Linked DNA regions of Homo sapiens: regions 2 and 3 are each linked to region 1. A link is a contact called in ENCODE Hi-C data. All regions are on one chromosome and are shown on one strand. The core of a region is the stretch at or near the end of the contact, and the rest is flanking DNA. Distances in the headings are between cores, read along the strand shown.

What was found. A loop is a pair of places that touch in the nucleus more often than their neighbours do. Pooled maps may share reads with other maps.
Region 2: a loop to region 1 is called in a pooled map, with 3 times the contacts of the local background. The contact joins two enhancer-like sites. A Hi-C loop is called at or near these places in 11 of 37 single-sample maps with no recorded cell type and 10 of 50 pooled maps.
Region 3: a map with no recorded cell type shows a loop between it and region 1 (4-fold over the local background). The contact joins two enhancer-like sites. A Hi-C loop is called at or near these places in 6 of 37 single-sample maps with no recorded cell type and 6 of 50 pooled maps.

What each region holds. Positions count from the first base shown.
Region 1 is chr2:230,582,382-230,585,081 of GRCh38, reverse strand. All of the region lies in intron 1 of LOC112268431 (a long non-coding RNA gene), which reads left to right. Among named protein-coding and RNA genes, the nearest start is that of LINC01907, 120 kb to the left of the region's middle. RefSeq lists enhancers at 729-868, 1,989-2,208. Within about 2 kb of position 1,386, at least 2 of the 41 ENCODE cell types and tissues checked have a DNase peak (open chromatin) inside an H3K27ac peak, as active enhancers do.
Region 2 is chr2:230,256,487-230,259,186 of GRCh38, reverse strand. All of the region lies in intron 12 of SP140 (SP140 nuclear body protein), which reads right to left. Among named protein-coding and RNA genes, the nearest start is that of SP140, 32 kb to the right of the region's middle. RefSeq lists an enhancer at 1,327-1,396. Within about 2 kb of position 1,251, at least 2 of the 41 ENCODE cell types and tissues checked have a DNase peak (open chromatin) inside an H3K27ac peak, as active enhancers do.
Region 3 is chr2:230,972,826-230,975,525 of GRCh38, reverse strand. No RefSeq gene overlaps it. Among named protein-coding and RNA genes, the nearest start is that of SPATA3-AS1, 22 kb to the left of the region's middle. RefSeq lists enhancers at 1,096-1,235, 1,356-1,405. Within about 2 kb of position 1,250, at least 4 of the 41 ENCODE cell types and tissues checked have a DNase peak (open chromatin) inside an H3K27ac peak, as active enhancers do.

The DNA of each region.
Region 1 (2,700 bases), core at 137-2,636:
TAGCCTACACTGAGAACAATGGAAGTATTCTATGCAATTACATTGTCAATCTTTTTTTAACTTTAAAGCTATTATTTTGTATACTTTTACCATTGAATTTTTTAACAGTATTCTCAAGAAGCCCGTATAAACTCGATTCCTATACAGAGAGTTGTGTATCAGGTTCTCTGCCACCTGGAGAAGGTGTTTGATTGTTCAGTTCTGTCAGTCCTGTTCAGCAGGATTAACCTGAAGGAGTATCCCGATTTAATTGAGATTCATAAAAGCTTCAAAAAGGGTAATCAATTCTCTCCCCTGTCTTTTGGGGTCTAGGTCTGGTTTTCATTCTTTCACTTGGTCAGTCGCTCATTTAGCAAGTATTCATGAAATGCTCACATGCGGCCGGGCGCGGTGGCTCACACCTGTAATCCCAGCACTTTGGGAGGCCGAGGCGGGCGGATCACTTGAGGTCGGGAGCCTGACCAACATGGAGAAACTCCATCTCTACTAAAAATACAAAATTAGCCGGGCACGGTGGCACATGCCTGTAATCCCAGCTACTCGGGAGGCTGAGGCAGGAGAATCGCTTGAACCTGGGAGGCGGAGTTTGCAGTGAGCTGAGATCGCACCATTGCACTCCAGCCTGGGCAACAAAGAGTGAGACTCCTTTAAAAAAAAATAATAAAGAAATGCTTACATGTCCCAGGCCCTGTGCTAGGCGGTGTGAATATAACTAACCTGCGCCCTGGCCTCCTTTCGTTGGCAGTCTCTGAGGACCTTGGTCCAGGTGTCTCAGGACATTTCCCAGTGCTGCAATATTTGCTCCCTGATTGTAGACTTCAGAGAGTCCTCCCTTTGTTCCTTGGGTCTGGGCCACCCCTGGGGAAGTCTGTCTAGTTCCTCCACCATGTCCTCTCTCTTTGGGAGCCTCTCATCTTTCCAGACCCAATTTAGCCAAAACTCTGCTGTTTTCTAGCCCCACCTTTAAGGCTGTTGGGTTTCTCTTACCTAGAGGCATCTCTCTAGGATCTTAGCTCTTCTCCTCGGGAAATCCCTTTGTTTCTTCTGTAAGATTTGCACAGTTCACAGAGACATTCCACTTACAGAATTTGTATGGAGATAAGCTTTCACGCCTCTCTGATCATCTTGTTGGATGATTAATTATGGTTTACAATTTTTCTACTGCTCCATCATCCTTAAAACCTGAGAGGCTCATCATCTATAGGACTTCAGTGGTTTTGTGCTGTTATTTTCTTTCTTGGCTGCCTCAGAGGAAGAAACAAGCAACACCAAGTCACAAGCCACTGAGATTCAGAGTGACTGAAGGGCTAGGAGTTTCCCACTGAATTGTAAGAACACATGGTGCTTCGTTCATGTGGTCATGAGATGGAGTTCCTGGTCACTTGCTTGCAGGCCCTAATTAATTCTTTTCTTTGTTCAGTGCTCCCCTTTTCCCAGAAAAGGGATGGAAAAGAGACAACAAAAATGCCCAGCTTTCAACCAACCTGTAAACAAGGTAATAATGTCTGGACAAAAACTTTGTTTTCTGGTCTACTAAGAAGAAAAGGAGACAGGGAACCGAGGTCTGAGGGAAGACTGCACTGCTGGGGATGGTGGCAGAGCTGGTTGAGGGTCACTTTGTGTTGATTCCAAAGTGACCTGACTCCAGCTGGAATCCAAGAGCACTCTCAAGAGGTGGCAAAAACAGACTTTCCCCCCAGTAACCCGGAGGGTAGAATGAGGATCTGAGTGTGAATTACTAGTTTATAGGAGACCTTCAGTGAGAAGCGGTGAAGGGCTAAGAAGGATGTGCCTATGGCCAACAATGTCAAAGAAGATACTCTTGGTGATGCCAGAAGAAGGGGCCAATTTAAACGTGGACATGTTGTTCAGCAGCAGGAATATTCAAAGAGAAACTTAGTCATACAGAAAGACACAAAGAGGGAGTGACGCATATGCTGAGAAGAGGATGAGGGTATTTTGAGAGAGGGAGGAAGAAGGAGGGGAAATGAAAGACAGTCAAGGACAACAATAAAAATAACCGTATTATGAACAGCTCACTGTGATGGAATGCCTGCTCCGTGGCAGCTGTGGGTTTATTGCTCATGGCTGCCTTTGGAGATTAGTATTATTTATGTGCCCATTTTGCAGATTAGGAAACTGAAACCCAGAGGGACAATGTATGGGGTTGCGTAGGTCAGATGAGAAAAGATAAACCCAGAGCCTTTGTTGTTGTGTTTTTTGGGAGGGAAGGAGGTAAAATTCAGATGTTAACCATTTTAAAGTGTGGAATTCAGTGACACTTAGTATATTCACAATGTTGTACGACCTCCTGTCTCTAGTTTCAAAACGGGTTAATCATCCCAAATGGAAACCCTATGCCCATTAACCAATTATCTAATTTCCCTCTGCCCCTAATCCCTGGCAATCAGTAATCTACTTTCCGCCTCTACAAATTTGCCTACTCTGGACAGTTCATGAAAATGGAATCACACAATATGTGGCCTTCTGTGTCTGGGCTTCCTTCACTTAATAAGATGTTTCCAGGTTTTTGCCACGTGGTAACATGAATTAGTATCTCAAGTCCTTTTGATGGCTGAATAATATTCCATCATACATCTCTACCACATTTCGTTTATTCATTCATCAGTTAATGATGGGTTGTTTCTATCTTTCCGCTATTGTGACAGAAGTTACATTCTTCCTGTTACCCAGGGAATC
Region 2 (2,700 bases), core at 2-2,501, 330 kb after region 1:
CCAAAATCTCACAAATCACCACTAAAGAACTTACCCATGTAACCAGATACAACCTGTACCCCAATAACTTACGGAAAAATAAAAATAAATAAATAAATAAATAAACAAACAGGCCATGCTCTAGGGGTATCACTTCAAAACGTGACAGACATCAAAGAGCCATTGCTAGTAGCCACATCTCATCCTAGTTGCCTCAAAGCAATTGCAGGTGACTGCATTAGTCCATGGTTCTGGAGATTTTGTACTTGGATCAACTTTAACTCTGTTCCCGTTTAGAAAAAAAAAAAAGTGCAGCTTGCTGCACTCATTTAATTTTACGTAAACACATTCTTTGAGGCTGAAGCAAACATGATTGATTTTCAATGTGAAAATAAAATATATAAACTGTTCTTGGAGTTATTTCTAAACAGAACCATATCAGAATCATCTATTTTAAAAATATATGATTCATCAAATGAATCTTCGGCCAACAATTGTTCAGTAACAATGTTAACAGCACATGTGGGAAAGCCACGTTTTCCAGGATTTGACATTTTCAGTGATCAACAATTACTGTATTTTGTAAATGGAAATACCACTACTAAAACCAGAATGCTATAATTAGAAGAATGTCTTTTGTTTCCAAAGTCAATATATTAGAGTGATGTGAAAATAATAATAAAAGCAAGATATTTCATGGCAAATTTACTTGGGATAAACGCTGCAGCCACAAGGGTGGCTGGTGAGTATTCTTGGAGCAAAAGGGAATAAATAGGATAGTATTGCAAGCAGCACAATTCTGCTGCTAATTAAAAACTTTCAACAGTTGTCTGCCATTCCATTAACGTATTGTAAAACATCATTACTTTTTCTTATGTCATCCTTTGCAAGGATAACACTCTCAATCTAGCAACTCTATAACTCCTACTCAGTGAAGGGGAATCCTAGGATTTTGTTTCCAGGGTCCTCTTCCAGAAAAGACATCTTGGATGGGGAAAATACTTGATGGTGCCTCCTGCAGCTTTAGATGAGAGATTTCCTAAAGGGGAAACTGATAATTGAAAGTTGCTACACTTCTAGGAAAACTCATTATTGTTTGGCCATATGGTCAATAACAACCAGAATCATCCCAATTAATCAACAATAGCTTCTGGCCAGTACACAGGCCTCTGAAAGCCAGCCAACCATTGACTTCCCCATGCTTCTGAAAGTCAGACAGTCAGTAACAGCCACACTCCAGTGACCCTGCTTTCACTAAAGGTCAGCTAACCACTAACAAATCTCACTTTTGAAGGCCGCCAGTCACCGAGATCCACACTTCCACAAACGTTCTCTGTTCAGAGAAACTGACCCACAAGCACAACTATCCCTTAACTGAACAATAAATTCAGCCTTTCGTTTGATATTAAGTGGTGGCCCCTTATTTTTTCTTTTTTTCTTCTGAGATGGAATCTTGCTCTGTCACCAGGCTGGAGTGCAGTGATGTGATCTCAGCTGACTGCAACCTCCACATCCCGGGTTCAAGCAACTCTCTTGTTTCAGCCTCCCGAGTAGCTGGGACTACAGGTGTGCTCGACCACAACCAGCTAATTTTTGTATTTTTAGTAGAGATGGGGTTTTGCCATGTTGGCCCGGCTGGCCTTGAACTCCTGACCTCAAGTGATCCACCTGCCTTGGCCTCCCAAATTGCTGGGATTACAGGGGTGACCCACTGCACCCAGCCTAAGTGATAGCCCCTTCTACTAGTGATATCTTTTTATTACTCTATGACGGCATCTATGGTTCTTTTCGGCTTTCTGGACTTTCTCTTCTTAACATCTCCTCTCCCTTACTGTCTCTTCCTCCTTCAGTGATGTGCTACATATACTTTTCATATTGCCTCTCTGTTTCTCTTTTCTGGCTCTATTTTTCTGGATATCTCCTATCTCGTATCGTAGATTACATTCAAGTATTTTCCAACTCTTGATAATGTTTCCTTATCTCTCCCTAATCTTTCTTTATTTGTTAGATAAAAGTCTCTTTCCATTGAACCCTGGTAGAGTCTCTTGGATTCCTAAAAACCCTTTGGGCATCCACATTGGACTCAGACTATGAGACCCCACCCCAACCCATGCCCACCTCATAGAACTGAAAGCCTGTAAGGAGTCATCCAGGACACTGGTCTCTGCTCTTTCTTTTTTCTTGGGTCTTATCAAACACCCGTGTCACATGCATTTCTGTGTTTCTGGCTCCTTAAAACAGCAATAACAGCACCTTCCCTATCTAAGTCTTGAGGTTTTTGTGAGTAAAATTATAACACCTATCAGAGTACTCTGAAAAACCACTGCATGATCCAATGACATAATGGAAAGTACTGGTCAAAAATACCATTTAGTCTCACAAATAGTTGATCTAAGTTCTGCCAATTAGATGGTAGAATACCATTACACTGAAGGCTTTGTCAAGTTTGTGAAAAAATCATAAAAAAGTATCTACCAGCAGAGGAATGATACCCTTTTTTATTTCCATAGAGGGAGTGAGAATAGAAATTTTTTTTATTATACTTTAAGTTTTAGGGTACATGTGCACAACGTGCAGGTTTGTTACATATGTATACATGTGCTGTGTTGGTGTGCTGCACCCATTAACTCATCATTTACGTTAGGTATATCTCCTAATGCTATCCCTCCCCCCTCCCCCACCCCACAATAGGCCCTGGTGTGTGATATCCCCCTTCTTGTG
Region 3 (2,700 bases), core at 1-2,500, 390 kb before region 1:
CAAAGTGCTGGGATTACAGGCGTGAGCCACTGCACCTGGCCCCATGTTTAAATTTTTGATGAACCAACAAATTGATTTCCACATCAGCTGCACCGTTTTACATTTTTCACAAGCAAAGTAGGAGGGTTCCGGTTTTCCCACATCCTTGCCAATGGTTATTTTCCATTTAAAAAATTATAGTCATCCTCGTGGGTGTGAGGCGGTCAACTGTTAATACCCTTTTTGACACAAGCTTCGGGTGTCAAAAGATATGCTCTAATGCTGCCCTTTGGCTTCACGAGGCTACTTAAAGCTTCCAATTTCCTGTAAATCATATTAGACTTTGTTATTGTTACATTAACTTGGTGATCCAAGGGACTCATGGCTGTAGGGGGGCAATCCTGTTATATTCTAAGTGCTGTGGTTTGAATGTGTCCCCCAAAGTTCATGTGTTGGAAACTTAATTGCCAGTGCAACAATGTTGAGAAGTGGCACGTTTAAGTGGTGATTAGGTCATGGGAACACAGCTCTCATGAGTGGATTCAGGCCATTATTGGGGTACTGGATTAGCTGTCACAGGAGTGACTTAGATATAAAATCAGGGAATTCTGCCCCTCTTTCCTTCCTCTCGCGTGTGTTCTCTCTCACGACGTGATGCCTTCCGCCATGGGATGGCCCTCACTAGATACCAGCACCACGCTCTTGGACTTCCCAGCTCCAGAACCATGAGCCAAATAAACGTCTGTGCCTTGTAAATTACCCAGTCTGTGGTATTTTGGTATAGCGGCAGGAGATGAACTAAGACACTATGCATGATGTTACCCTGAACATTTGCATGAAAACAGCTCTTTACATCACATAGCCACACTCAGAATGTGTTATGGGAATACAGAAAAACAGAGGTGGGGAGACGACATTAACTGTGGTGAGGGGGTGAAATAATCCTTGGGACCAGTGACCTTTAGGGGTCTTTTAAAGTGACTTGTGTGCTCAAAATAACTGGCCCGGGCCTGCGGAATCCGGGCATCCTGACAAAACCACATGAATGAGGAGAACGGCACTTTTCATGACCGGCCCCACCAGGGGAATTTTTCAGGCACGCATCTTACTCTGATGCTCAGGTCAGCTGGCTACCACTAGTGAGCCCAGGCCCAGAGGCTGGGGCACCCCAGTGAGTCAGAGCCCAGATCAGGGAGGGTGAGAATTACCACTTCCTGTCTATGAAAAACACTTAGATAAATGTCGGTTCCCACCATGGCTAAGAATCAAATAATATTCTTTCTTCGAGCCTCAACCTCAAGTGCCTGACAAACTCTTGAAAAACCCAAGGCACTGCCCAAAGTAGTTTACACGGGGAGGTCCAAGGTGGTTTCCCTATGGCTGGTTGATGATGTTAATTACGGTATTTTTCAGGATTGGCAGTCAAGCAGATGTTATTAACATTAACTAATTAATCCAGGTCTTATCGCATGTCACCTGACGCCAAGTAAAAGCACCAGAGAAGTTTGGAAGTGGAGAAATGCCACAGGGTGGATCAGGAAAGACAGGACAGAGGAGGGGCCATTTGTGTAAGACCTACCTGAAAGGATAGGTGGAAGGGGACAGTGGGAGGGAAGGGGAGGATTGAGGCAGGGAGGTAAAGGTGCCACCCCCACACAAGCATGGAGCAATGCCAAGTGTCCCAACATAGAATGGACTTCTGGATACATCCACTTTATCCCAAAATTATTATGACAATGTGATCAAAAGAGAATATTGTGGCCAAAATGTTAAAGTTTGACATTCCAGAACAGGAATAATTATATCTTGGCACCGTTCATGGTGACATTTCTTCCATAGCTACTGTACTGAATATTTACCAGGCGAAGAAGACACTTTCAACTGAAGTAAGTGGAGAAGTGACTATTTTGGGGAACCCCCAGGCTACCTAGGGCAGTCTCTTTAACCCCTAGGATCGAGGTGTAGTTATTAAAAGCATCCACTTTCATTGCCCAAAGTGTCCCAGTTTAGACAATAAACTATATGGTCACTCTATTTATCATGGATTTTAAATTATTTTTAAAAATTGTGGTAAAATAGACATAACCTAGAATTCACCATTGTAACCACTGTAAGTGTTGAGTTCAGTGGAATTAAGTTATGTTCACCTAGTACAACCACCACCAACTCCCCATCCCCCACTTCCCCCAGCTCCTGGCAACCAACCATAATCCTAATTTCTATGTCTATGCATTTGACTACCCTAGGTACCTCTTTAAGTGGAATCATACGGTATTTTTCTTTTTGTGATTGACTTATTTGACTTAGTATAATGTCTCCAAGTTTCATCCATATGAGAGCATGGGTCAGAATCTCCTTCCTTTGTAATGTTGAGTAATACTCCACTGCGTGTGTATTCGTCTGTTCTTGCATTGCTATAAAGAAATACCTGATACTGGGCCAGTCACGATGGTGCATGCCTGTAATTCCAGCACTTTGGGAGGCCAAGGTGAGAGGATCACTTAAGTCCAGGAGCTCAAGACCAGCCTGTGCAACATGGTGAAACCCCATCTCTACAAAAAATACAAAAATTAGCTGGGCATAAGCCGGGCGCAGTGGCTCATGCCTGTAGTCCTAGCACTTTGGGAGGCCAAGGCAGGTGGGTCACGAGGTCAGAGGATTGAGACCATCCTGGCTAACATGGTGAAACCCCGTCTCTACTAAAAATACAAAAAATTAGCT